2 separate regions of the Homo sapiens genome follow, and region 2 is linked to region 1. Evidence: chromatin loops called from intact Hi-C (ENCODE). Cell type or tissue: endothelial cell of umbilical vein. All regions are shown on one strand. Each heading gives the region's core, and the rest is flanking DNA. Links, peaks and the distances in the headings are about the cores only.

Region 1 (6,010 bases), core at 1,658-4,157:
AGCAAAGAAAGGAAAGAAGGGAAGGAAGGAAGGAAGGAAAACGCACCTTTCCTTTAACTTCTGCGGCACAGACAATGATATCAAGTCTTGTTTCATTTTCCTCTTCCCAAGCACATGAGAAGACTCCATCCTCGGCCTTCCATGCAGGCATTGTGAGGGCCATGCAATGGGGTTCTGGGCAATGGGATATGACTGGAAGTGATGTTTGCCACTTCCAGGCCTGGTCATAAATCCCCTGCAGGACAGCGTCCACTCCCTCTCTTTTCTGACCACAGTTCCTTGAAGGTGACATGTTCTAGGAGGCACTGCTACAAGATGGAGAGGTGCTGCCCACTCTACATCAGAGTTTGTATTGTGAGCAAGGAGGAAACCCTCACAGTGCTTCACCCCTGAGGTCCCAGGGCTATCTGTGACCACACCATAGCCTTAATTACCCAGACAAATATCACCTCAGACTAAGGGTCTTCATTAACCCTTCAAGAAACCCTGCCCTCAGGTGTTAGGCTTACTCCAAAATCTATATTCTTCCTTCTAGCTATACATTTTACTAAATCTGAATTATTCATCTTAAATAATGCCCCAAAGAGAACAGTGAGACTTTGGCATAATAATGAGTGGTGACTTCGGCACTTTAAGCTCTAGCAAGATAGAGAAAAACATTGGCATTCTATATCCAAACTCTCTATTTTTTTCTCACTTTTATGGATATGTTCACACATAAAGCTCCCACACATAATGCTACCCACAGGTAAATCACACACACACACACACACACACACACACACACACACACACACACCCAAAGAGCTAATAGTCTCAGACCAGGAGTCACAAACATGAACATCTGAAGCGGCCATACAGAAAATGCCAGTATTGAAACAGACTGTGCACAAAGCTATGGAAAACTTGCTGAGCCATGCCTTGTCTGAAGGAAGCAGCTCTTTCCCCGTGTCCCCAGCTGTTACCATGCAAGCTGCAGGTCAGTGTGGCCAGATCTTGCAATCCTTTTAAAAAAATTAATATCTAAGTATCTATAGAAACTCTCCAAAGTTTTACAATGTGGCAACTACGTACTTCAAATAAAAATTTTTTTAAAGCTTTACATGCCAAACACAACTGAGCTGCCTGGTAGGCGTGCCCATGTTATGTGGGCCTACCATTTTGCATCATCTTCCCCAACCGTGTATAATTTATTTAACTCCTGCCCTGTAGATTGCAAGACTGCCTCTCTCACAGGAAAGTGAATACGTAATTATGCAGGGTGGTCCTTTTTCTTCATCACCAATCCTCCCCTATCTGCAAATTCAAATTGCGCCCCCTTGGCCACCGGAAATAAGAATCCAACCCATTGATAAGTCATATACATCTTACGTTTTGACTGTGGCTCCCTTAGCTACACCCAGGCAACCTCCAGCTTCTGATTACCATATGCAAGGACTCCATTAAATTCTTAACCAGCACTGCCCTTGCTGCTGCCTCTCTGAGGCAAGGGAGCACCATTAATGATGATGGCCTCACACCTCTCTCTCTCATCCATACACTCCTGTGAGCAACAGCCTACAAGTGTGAAATAATAGTCAGAAATTAGAACTGTATTTTTGTGCCTGCACAATTTTTCTGAGAACAAGGCTAGCTAGCTTTTAGAAGGATCAAACAGAATTTGAAAATCACCCTACTTTATGTGCCAAGAGCTTTAAGAATATCAAACATTTCTTACCATTTGCAAGCAAATGGGTCAAAAGATTTTTTGGCGATTATCTCCTCCAGAAAAGAGCAGTTTGAAACCAGAGAAAATGGGTGTTACTAAGAAAAAAAAAAACTACTTTAAGAGAACAAGAAAGTCAGTGCCTGAGATATCTCAGAAACTGAGATGGAATAACTTTCTTCTACCACACATGTGAGCTCCAAAGCACAAGAGAGGCTGCATTTCAAGCAGAAAGCTCTTTTCAAAGCACAAATGTTGGAAAAATAGACCAAGACATCAGCGCATTCTAAACACAGCTGTGTTTGTCCACACCTACTCCTGCCAGGTTGTGTTTGATTTAACCTGGCAACCCAGGGTTGAAAGGCTGCCGCATCCAATTATTCAGTCTCCGAGGCTCCTCTTCTCCCAGCATTATTATTGTTGATGTTTGATAGAGTAAATTGACCTATTATTAAATGTTGCAGCCAACAGAGAGGTTTTAATAACCTTTTGGAGTTTTGTATTAAATGTGTTTTTAGAGGGCTGTAATTTGTATTCATCCCAAAAAAAAAAAAAATAGCCACTATTCTGGGTGCCGTGGGCTGCACCTGCCGGGGTGAGTCTTACCACCACTCTGCTGCAGTCTGGGTTTAATGCATGAGTCACAGCTGTCTCTGGGATAATGTATTTATTAGCACTGGGGGGAAAAAAGAAAGGAAAACAGGTTGTAAGATTTGCCAATCAGTTGGGCTCTGCAAGTTGGAGAGTTCAGCAGGCTTTTTTGAGTGTTCTGGGTCACCTAGGAGTGAAGAACCTACAGAAGCTGTCAGGAAAGTATAAAGCCCCAGGTTGTCATCAGGATAATGAGCCGGCGCCCTAGCTGGACTGGTTATCTCAGGCCTGCATCACAGGCAGAGGAAGTTTACAAAAGAGAGCTTAAGGTGCAGTGTCAGCGTGTCCCTAGTTAGGGCCTAAGGGTACAACCGACTGAGCATCAGCATCCGATAGATAACAACAAAAGCCATTATCTCTCTCCCGGCTGGGCTGCCAAGTGGCGGGGCCAGGATTGCCTGGTGTTTGCAGTTTCCATAGCAGCACTGTTTTGTTCTAGCTGGCAAAGTACACGGAGAGGACGGATAAACATTGCAGGAAATGACACGAACAACCCAAGTACTGAGCCTGGGATCTCATGGCAGGCTCTGCCCTTTGTGAGTCAGCGGCGGAGGTGAGGACGGACACATTTCAGGAGGTGGCTGGAAACTAACAGCGCCTTCAAGCACAGCACCTGGCTAAACTCAGCCATCCCTCCAAGGCTAGAGCTCTGGGTCTCTACTCCATTTCCCAGAGCATTGGAAACACATGCAGTGCATTCAGAACGCCGATAAAATGTGGAGAGAGCCCCTGCACAGGCCAAGTGAGGGGTGGGAGTGAGGTGCTGTTATTCTCAGCTGCCCAGAACTCACTGAAGCCCTGGCTCCTCTTCCACCTCAGTGCTGCACGGATACAGAAGGGTCTCTGACATGCTGGTCACTGATTTGGAACGTTATGCCCCATGCCTGTGTGTTTATACCTGCAGGGAGCCAACACCTCCACCCCTTGCACTGGAGACCGCTAGAGAGGGTTTGAAATGGGGGGTGATACATTGTTCAGATCCATTATTTGCTGGGCATACAGCTACTACTCCCTACTAAGACAAAAGAAGACCTGGTCCCAGCCTTATGTATTAATCACGTAGTATGTAATAGGTCTAATTCACTTTAATTTCAGTTTTCATCTATTGGATAGAAACTGAATTAGTTGTCTCAGAATAGGAAGCCGAGTTCTCAGCCAATAAGGAAGCCTAGCAATTTCTTGATATTACAATATCAAAGCACCTCAATGGTGTTTTCAGTGTTAAAGAAATAAATCCTCTAAAGATTCTTCATTATTTTTATGCCATCCTCTATCATCATCGTCTCAAGCTGATACATGGGAAAAATGGGAGGTAACATTAAGTTTTATGTTTGCCAAAACGTCACGAACTCATCCACTAGTCTAGATATTTCTTGTTCCCAACCCTGTGTAAACACAGAGGGTTTAATGCAAATACACTGGCCACCTCCACCCTCCCTGTTCTGGGATGTGGCTGCTATAATATTACTTCTCTTTTATGGATTAAGCTAAATGCACCCTGTGTAACCAAAGTCTTCACTGGCTGAATATCAGTGCCTTTGGACTTTCAGGTTAACGGGACTAAATGTCTTTCTTTTAGATAAGCCAAAAAATATTATGGTCTCAGCTAGACCTAAATGACAAAATTGAAAAGGGTAGGAGAATAAATCTACAATGGAAGGAGTTAAGGAAACTCACATCTTTAAACCTGCACAGTAAACAAAGGGCAAGTGTACTAAGAACCGGTCTTAGCTATGATTTTAAAACCAGATTTCACTGGTCTTTGTTTCTCTAGAATCATAGCCAGTTGCCGGGAACATTGTAAGTACTCATAATTATTTGTTGAATTAACGATCCTCTCAGGGCTCCAGCAGCAGAATGGAAAGAAGCATCTGTAGTGTGGTGGAAAGCACCGGAGACTCAGGCTGCTCAGCCTCTGGCCCACTCCTCCTGAGTCCTGGCAGGGAGCCCAGCCTCCAGGGGCCCTTGGTTTCATGGTCGCTGTCCTGCTGCTACCTGACCGTGCTGGAAACCAAGGTAGGTCAAGCCTTGAGGTGGAAACCAGGCAACAGTTTCTGCCCTTGTTTTCCAGGACTAGGTAAGAACTTACTCTTCCTAGTTATGGGTTAAAAGCAAGAACTCTAAAAACTTATCTCCCTGCAATCTCTCAGGAAATAAATATGTCACCATCCACATCATCTCATGTTCATGGCAGCCCTCTGTTTGACTTTACACAAAGCACTCCCAAGACTGAGCTGGTGGGAGAAAAAAAAAAAAAAAACACATCAAAACAAAGCAGAAAGCCCCTGACATCTAGGTCCTTGTACTTTGATATTAACCATCATTTAAAGAGTACTTAGTAACTGCCATGCACTGTGCTAAGCATGTTACTAACATCTGATTTTTTCTTCACTCCTGTAAATGGACAGAGTTCAGAGAGGTGACATAGCTCGCCCTGGGTCACACAGCTAGCAAGTGATGGAGCTGAAATTGGAATCCAGGTTTGACTGACTCCAAATTCCAGGCACACTCTTTACCATTACAGCAAGCTGTCCCCTCCAGCCTAAGGCAAGAGACAGCACAAGCGCTACATAAATGATAAAGGAGCCTACAGTGTTTCATCCACCACTTCCCAGACAGGCAAGAGGGAAACGCATTTGAAAGGTTCAGAATTTTTTAAAAATTTTTTGAATAGGTAAAACATTTACAGGTTTCAAAAAAATCAAACAGTCTGCAGAGGTTCAGAGTGAAACATCTTATTCCCATCCTGTCCTCCACCAGCTCTCTATACTCTTTATTGGATTTGTAAGGTATCCTTCAGAGTTCCTTTATGCAAATACACGCACATGTGAACATACATATTTTTCCTTCTTGTTTTTCACAAAAGGTAATGCACTCTACATACTGTTCGGCACCTTGGGCTTTTCTTTTTCCATTTGCCATTTAACCAAAGACTTGTCAGTCTTTCCATACCAATGCATAGAGACCTTCCTTTGTTTTTTTTTTCCTTTTTGAGACGAAGTCTCACTCTGTCACCCAGGCTGGAGTGCAGTGGTGCAATCTCGGCTCACGGAAACCTCCACCTCCCAGGTTCAAGCGATTATCCTGCCTCAGCTTCCCGAGTAGCTGGGACTACAGGCACCCGCCACCACGCCAGGCCATTTTTTTGTATTGCAAGAGTATAGTTTAGCATTCCACTGTAATTTATTTAAGCAGTTCCATATTAATGGATAATTGGATTGCTTCTAATCTTTTCCACTAAAAATAATGGTACAATGAATAACTTTGAACATATACCATTTTACATGTGTGCCAGTATATATCTGTATGGTAAAATTCTAAAAGTGGATTGCTAGATCAAAAGATATATGTGTTTGTGGCCAGGTGGGGTGGTTCACACCTGTAATCCCAGCACTTTCAGGGGCCAAGGAAGGCAAACTGTGTGAGCCCAAGAATTTGAGACCAGCCTGGGCAACATGGTGAGACCCTATCTCTACAAAAACAAAAAACTAGCCAGGAGTGGTGGCATGCACCTTTAGTCCCAGGTACTTGGGAGGCTGAGGCAGAAGGATTGCTTGAGCCCGAGAGGTTGAAGCTGCAGTGAGCCATGATCCTGCCAATGCACTCCAGCCTGGGTGACAAAGCAAGACCCCATCTCAAAATAAATAAATAAAT
Region 2 (6,010 bases), core at 1,401-3,900, 730 kb before region 1:
TGAGTGTTTTGTTTTGGCCAAAGGCTAAGAAAATACTTCCTATTGCAGCAATAAATATTATGAATTTTCTTTATTTTACTACAAGAATGCTGCCTCAGAGAAAAATCAAACAAAATTACGGAGGACTGTTGCTTTTTGCTACTCACTTTCAAGGCAGCTATAAAGATAAAGAGTTACAATGATCGCAGTTTAAAAGCAGAATTGCCATGCTCCCTGGTAAGACTTAATGGCATTTTTGAGAACCAAATAACCATTATGGGACTACTCCATTGCTGCTAGTTTCACAAATGGCTAACACTAAATTTGGAGGCCTTGGAAATGTTCAAAACATCATTAGAGATAGAAAAATAGCAACAAACTTTAAAATTACATGAACACCAAAAGACATCAATGAAGGATCAAGCATGAAAACCGCTTGTTGAGATGAACTGACAAAGAAATAATACAAAGTACACACGTGCTTGTTAGCAAGAGGAAAGAACTATTAGAGTTGGCTGACTCCAAACAGGAGGAACAAAATGCCTGCTAAAGTGGGATCGAACAATGGCTTTGCTCTTTCATCATGCTCCCTTTCTTCTAGTCTAACTCTAGGACCACCAGCTCTTTCTTCCTCAATTCTCTTAATTTTCTGTGCTGCTCAGGGGTTTTAACTGTCTTGGTTAGTATGGGAGACAGACAGATTTCACAGCGATGAGTGCTAATCTATCCTAAATGTTAGCAATGAATAAAGCAACCCTAATGGTAAATGGTATTTAATAAGATCCCTTTTCCCTCAGAACAGGCTCTATATTTAGTGTCTAGAACACAGAAAACTTAAAAATATTCCACAGAAAGCTAGTGTGATCTGAGAAGAAATAGAGATTAAATACTCAGTTAAGGCAATCAGTGTGCCTGTGTCAGCCATAAAGCACCTCATTTGTATAGTAACATTTCTTTGGGGAAACAAAATCCAGATATAAATATTAGTATAAGATCTAAAGATGCAAAATTCCAATTGAATGCTAATAAAAGGTATTAATAAAACTCTGCTTTAAAGGACTGACTTCTCAATGAGTCTGCACAGCACACTAGAGATTCAATATGCATATCAAGGTTTTTGGTTGTTTGTTTTTTTAGTAACACTGGCATTATTTATTAATAATTTAACCAGAAATCTCCCCAAACTTTTAACTGGAATTTAAAAAATTAATTATGGTAAAGTAAGTAAATTAAAACAAAGAAAAAGTATGAAAGCTATGTTCTAAACTCACCACATTCACCAGCGAGAATAGATCTGCCCTTCTGGCTATATTTGTTACCTACCTATCTCTCTCTCTCTCTCTGTCTCTCTCTCTCCCTCTCTCTCTCTGTCTCTCTCTTTCCCTCTCTCTCTCTCTCTCTCCGCCCCCCCCACTTCCACAAGGGATCCAGTCTAGAAAGAGCATGAACTTAGAAGTCCAGCAGATGTGGGTTCAATTCCTAGTTCTATGGTTTAAAATACATACACTCAAAAATAAATTCTCCATTTTCCTGAGCTCTGGTGTTCTCATCTGGACTTGGGAATAATAGCACCTCACACATCAACCTTGTTGAGGATTGCTTGAGATGATCATGTAGGGGAGAGGACTCAGGAGAGCCTCTGACAGAGAGATATGCTTTCAACACAGGCTATTCATAAGCACCCTTCCTACCTAGTCATCTACTATGTTTTCTCCTCCCCCAGTTTAACTGGTCACCAAGTCTTGCTGATTTTTCCTTTTAGTATGTTTCACTTTCTCTCAGACCCTGCTGATACTGCCTGTCTTCAGAATCCCCCTCAATTCTCATCAGGATTGCTGCAGTAACCACCAAAGTCAATATTCTGTCTTCAGCCCCAACCTATCTTAATCCATCCTCATAACCCCCAGGGTGATTCTCCTAAAATATAAAACTGCCTGAGTTTGACTTTCAGCTATTCTACTTTATATCTGTATGACTTGGAACAAGTGACCTGAATTCTCTCATGCTATAATTCAAAGCCTATTAACTGGGGATAATAATTTTCCTACCTCAGTAGGATATTATATGAATTAAATAAAGTCTTGTTCCTCTCCCTGTGTCCATGTGTCCTCATTGTTCTACTCCCACTCATGAGTGAGGACATGTGCTGTTTGCTTTTCTGTTCCTGTGTTAGTTTGCTGAGAATAATGGCTTCCAGCTTCATCTATGTCCCTGCAAAGGATATTAACTCATTCTTTTTTATGGCTGCATAGTATTCTATCATATTTATGTGCCACATTTTCCTTATCCATTCTATCATTGATGGGCATTTGGGTTGGTTCTAAGTTTTTGCTATTGTAAATAGTGCTGCAATAAACATACGTGTGCATGTGTCTTTATAGTAGAATGATTTATAAACCTTTGGGTATATACCCAGTAATGGGATTACTGGGTCAAATGATATTTCTGGTTCTAGGTTCTTGAAGAATTGCCACACTGTTTTTCCACAATGGTTGAACTAATTTACATTCCCACCATAGCACATGTATACCTATGTAACAAACCTGCACGTTCTGCACGTTTATTCCAGAACTTAAAGTAAAATTTAAAAAAAATTAAATGAAGTCATACATGTGCACTCACATGTGGAAGCTGCTATTGTTCTCTCCATTGTTCTTGTTATTATAATCCTTCATGAGTCACCCTTCCTTTTAAGGTAGCGTACAGTCATAATGTTTAAGGCATTTGCAGGCCACTGCCTAACTCCCCAACAAATCTCGTGTCACTCATCAAGTTACATATTATGATATAAAATCACTAAACTGCATTCAAACTAGAAGGAAAATAATTAGGTTAGTAAAGGATTCAAAGAGAGATTAGGTCGATTAGAGAACTACTGATAAAATTTCATCTAAAACAAAGCTGTTTCTCCTAAGAAGTGATTACAGCAGCCCAAACTAATATCCAAAAGGATTCAACGGCTGTACCCTAAATGTCCTTCCTGCCAAAAAGCAGTTCCAATTAAAATGCCATAATGTTCTCAAATCAATTGTGCCACTTACATTTTTAAATGTTAAGTATATTATGTATGCACACCTTTATGGGTTTTCTACATGGTGTTGCACAATGTCCTGAAAGTATTTAAAATTCTTACCCGACATTATTCTAAACCACCTGGGTTTCTTGTCCCATATAATAAAGAGATAATACGCAGGGACTCCAGTCAGAGTGATGACGAAGCCAATCCCTGTACTAAATGGGTCCGAATAGAGGGAAAGGGCAACCATGAAGAGGCATGTGAAGGAAAACAAAGCTGGGATGAACAGTGGCACCTGGAACACAGAACACAAAAAAGTCACTTCAAACATGTTCAAGCAACAGAAGCTGGGTTTGAGATGAGCGTGTCAGTCATGACATATACTTTAGTGATATGCTGTAGTCATGCGACCAGGTAACAGGCACCAACGTGCCTTAGTAGCAAAATCTCTTTCATGGTGCACAGATAATGTATTAAACGTACTCCCTTAAATGTAATTCAACTTAATTTAAATTGTTTTTAAATCTTTGGCTAGAACAAACTCTAAGGACAAAAATGGATACTTTATTAGAGATGTTCTGTTGGAATTATTTTACTAGTTAAATGCCATGATGATTTATGGTTTTGATTTTAAAAGACTGGCTCTTTGATAATTATGATTAGAACCCACTTTAATGTGGAGTCAAGAGCACCGGCTGCTTGTTACATGTTAAAGTCTTTCAGTGCATATTGATTTTTCTGTTGAGATCCACAATAATAACTGACAGGAATAAAACAAGCCAACTCCTATTCAACCGCTAATAAAGATGCCACCAGCATTAGGCAATGAATATTACTAGAAACAAATCCTGACAACATGACTGACAACCTTATCTATGCCATTTCTTAAAAACAAATAAATCGTGAGGTCAAATCAATCCATGAGTCAAGTCTGAAGAAGATGACAAGCTTTTTCTCCAGTCCTCCAAAAGGGAGATGCTTACTTATGGTAAATGGGTATCAAGTGGTAAATTTGTAGATCTTCTCTTTCCCTGTATATTTTACATTTCTATTCTTTTTGGAGTGTATAATATAGAGAAAGAGCAATGTAACAAGTCACAACATTTAAGTACTTAAAATGCCTATTTTGTAAAGGCAAATTCCTTTTTGGAATTGGCATTAACAAAGTATCTCCCTTACTCCTCCTCACCATGGCTGTCCACAACTCTAGCATAAAGACAGACAGAAGTAGCCCATACTTTGAGTATATCAGGTCATTGAACACATTCATGAAAAATCAACATACCAAACATTCATTCATACAGTCATTTTTCAAAAATTTGACATACAAAGTTCAAGCCCATCACATAAAAAATTGGATCCACTGTTTTTTTTCCAACTTAAAATAAATCCAACAGGAAAGCACTGCCTGCAAGAGTTAAACATTTTTATTCCACAGATGCTGCCCCCAGCCCAACCTCCCCATCAGCAAGTTATGACAAAGGGAGGACTAGGTATTAGGAGAGAGATTTATGTAAACCCATCAAGATTGCTGAGGTTACCTTGAAAGGACGATGCATATCTGGGCATTTGTATCGAAGATAAATCAGCCCAGCAACTGCCAGCCCAATAAAAAGCCACCTGGCAAAACTGAGGAAATTCAAAAGACTGTCGAGGTCTCCAGAGAAGAGCATTATCATTGTCAAAGGGTGCTGAGGGGGGAAAGGGAAGCAAGCTTGGTGAATTCAGTGAAAACACAGATGATTAACAACAAAAACCTCACTATGCATTACGACCTTTTTCAAATAATTATTTATACCGATAAATTATCATCATAGTTAAAACTTGGATTTGACTAATCTCTTTTCTATATTCTGTTGTCATAATCCATTTACACACCAGTAACAGTATGAGAGTGATATGGCCATTATACTTTATTCAAGTGGAATTCTATATGAATGTTGTGTTGTGTTTTTAGTTCCTTTTGCATTTGAGAGAAGATAGTATGTCTTCAAAGAGTAAAAGAAAGGTTACTCAATGACTCAAAATTGAAAGACTCAAAGATTGAGATGATTAGTAAATAACCGATAATGAACAGTAAAAGAGGCCCAATTGGAAGATTTACAGAAAGCTCTGCAAATGCTCTCCGGTGAGCTCTTGGCTATCCACACCCAGGAAACACAGACACTCATAGGTGATTCTGTTGGCTCTTGATTGCAAAACATTGACCTTTTTTCCTCCACATTTACTCTCCTGGTGTGCTTGCCGTGTGTGACCCTCAAGACCACGGAGAAGAATGAAGCGCAGAGATCAGCTTAGCAAGTCTCTGCAGCTGCACATGCCAAGGACAGCATGACTGATAGCAGAGGCTTAAAATGAAAGCCCTCTTCACGGAATAATACATTCTGTTCCCACAAGTGACGTTAACATCCAGATTCTGCACAGAGAGTACACATACTTTAAAAAGAAATTTCAAGGAAACGTTCTGAAACAAATTAAATGCATGAAAAAAAAATGTTCAGTGCATTCTGTGGTGCTCCTGACAACAGACTCCAGTTGAGAGAAATGTTACAAAATCATCAGTAAAAATGAATATAACATTGCCAATGGGTATTTGAGGACTTTTACACCTCATACAGTCTTTTGTAGCTCACATTTCACACTTTGCTCTGCAGAAAGAATTTTACAACTCAAATTTACCTCGTGGTGCTTTTATTTTTATCCTGCAGGATAAAAGACACTTGCTCTCAAATGTCTCAAATGAATCATGGCACTGTCTAGGATTTTATCAATTGTTTCAATAATTTTGTGTGCATTTCATTATAAGGTGCCTAGATGATACATCTGGGTACTTTTTGGACTGTAGCTTTTTGCTCTACTTTCCTTAAGTCATTGGGACTTAATACTCTACATTCTTTTCTGTGAGGTGCTATGTCAATGAGAGGAGCCAAGCCAATCATTTTCCTTAGACCTTACACATTTCTGCAAAGATGAAAGTGAGGTGATGATGATTTTTGCCCCAAAGCATCAAAAAAA

The links. Peaks named below come from ENCODE experiments on the same cell type or tissue, not always from the same donor. Only the 100,000 strongest peaks of a DNase experiment are listed, where the experiment ranks them.
Region 2: a loop joins it to region 1, with 4 times the contacts of the local background. A loop is called at or near these places in 4 of 110 quality-filtered maps.

Annotation. Positions count from the first base shown.
Region 1 is chr4:138,908,357-138,914,366 of GRCh38, forward strand. All of the region lies in intron 2 of LOC105377448 (a long non-coding RNA gene), which reads right to left. Among named protein-coding and RNA genes, the nearest start is that of NOCT, 100 kb to the right of the region's middle. RefSeq lists an enhancer at 2,403-2,984. In endothelial cell of umbilical vein, for the core only: no CTCF peak of the experiment used is centred there; a DNase peak (open chromatin) is centred at 2,755; H3K27ac peaks cover 1,785 bases.
Region 2 is chr4:138,176,105-138,182,114 of GRCh38, forward strand. SLC7A11 (solute carrier family 7 member 11) reads right to left here. Exons shown (of 12, transcript NM_014331.4): 10 at 4,537-4,686; 11 at 3,113-3,290. SLC7A11-AS1 (SLC7A11 antisense RNA 1) reads left to right here. Exons shown (of 7, transcript NR_038380.1): 7 at 1-2,073. Among named protein-coding and RNA genes, the nearest start is that of LINC00616, 48 kb to the left of the region's middle. In endothelial cell of umbilical vein, for the core only: no CTCF peak of the experiment used is centred there; a DNase peak (open chromatin) is centred at 2,697; H3K27ac peaks cover 1,638 bases.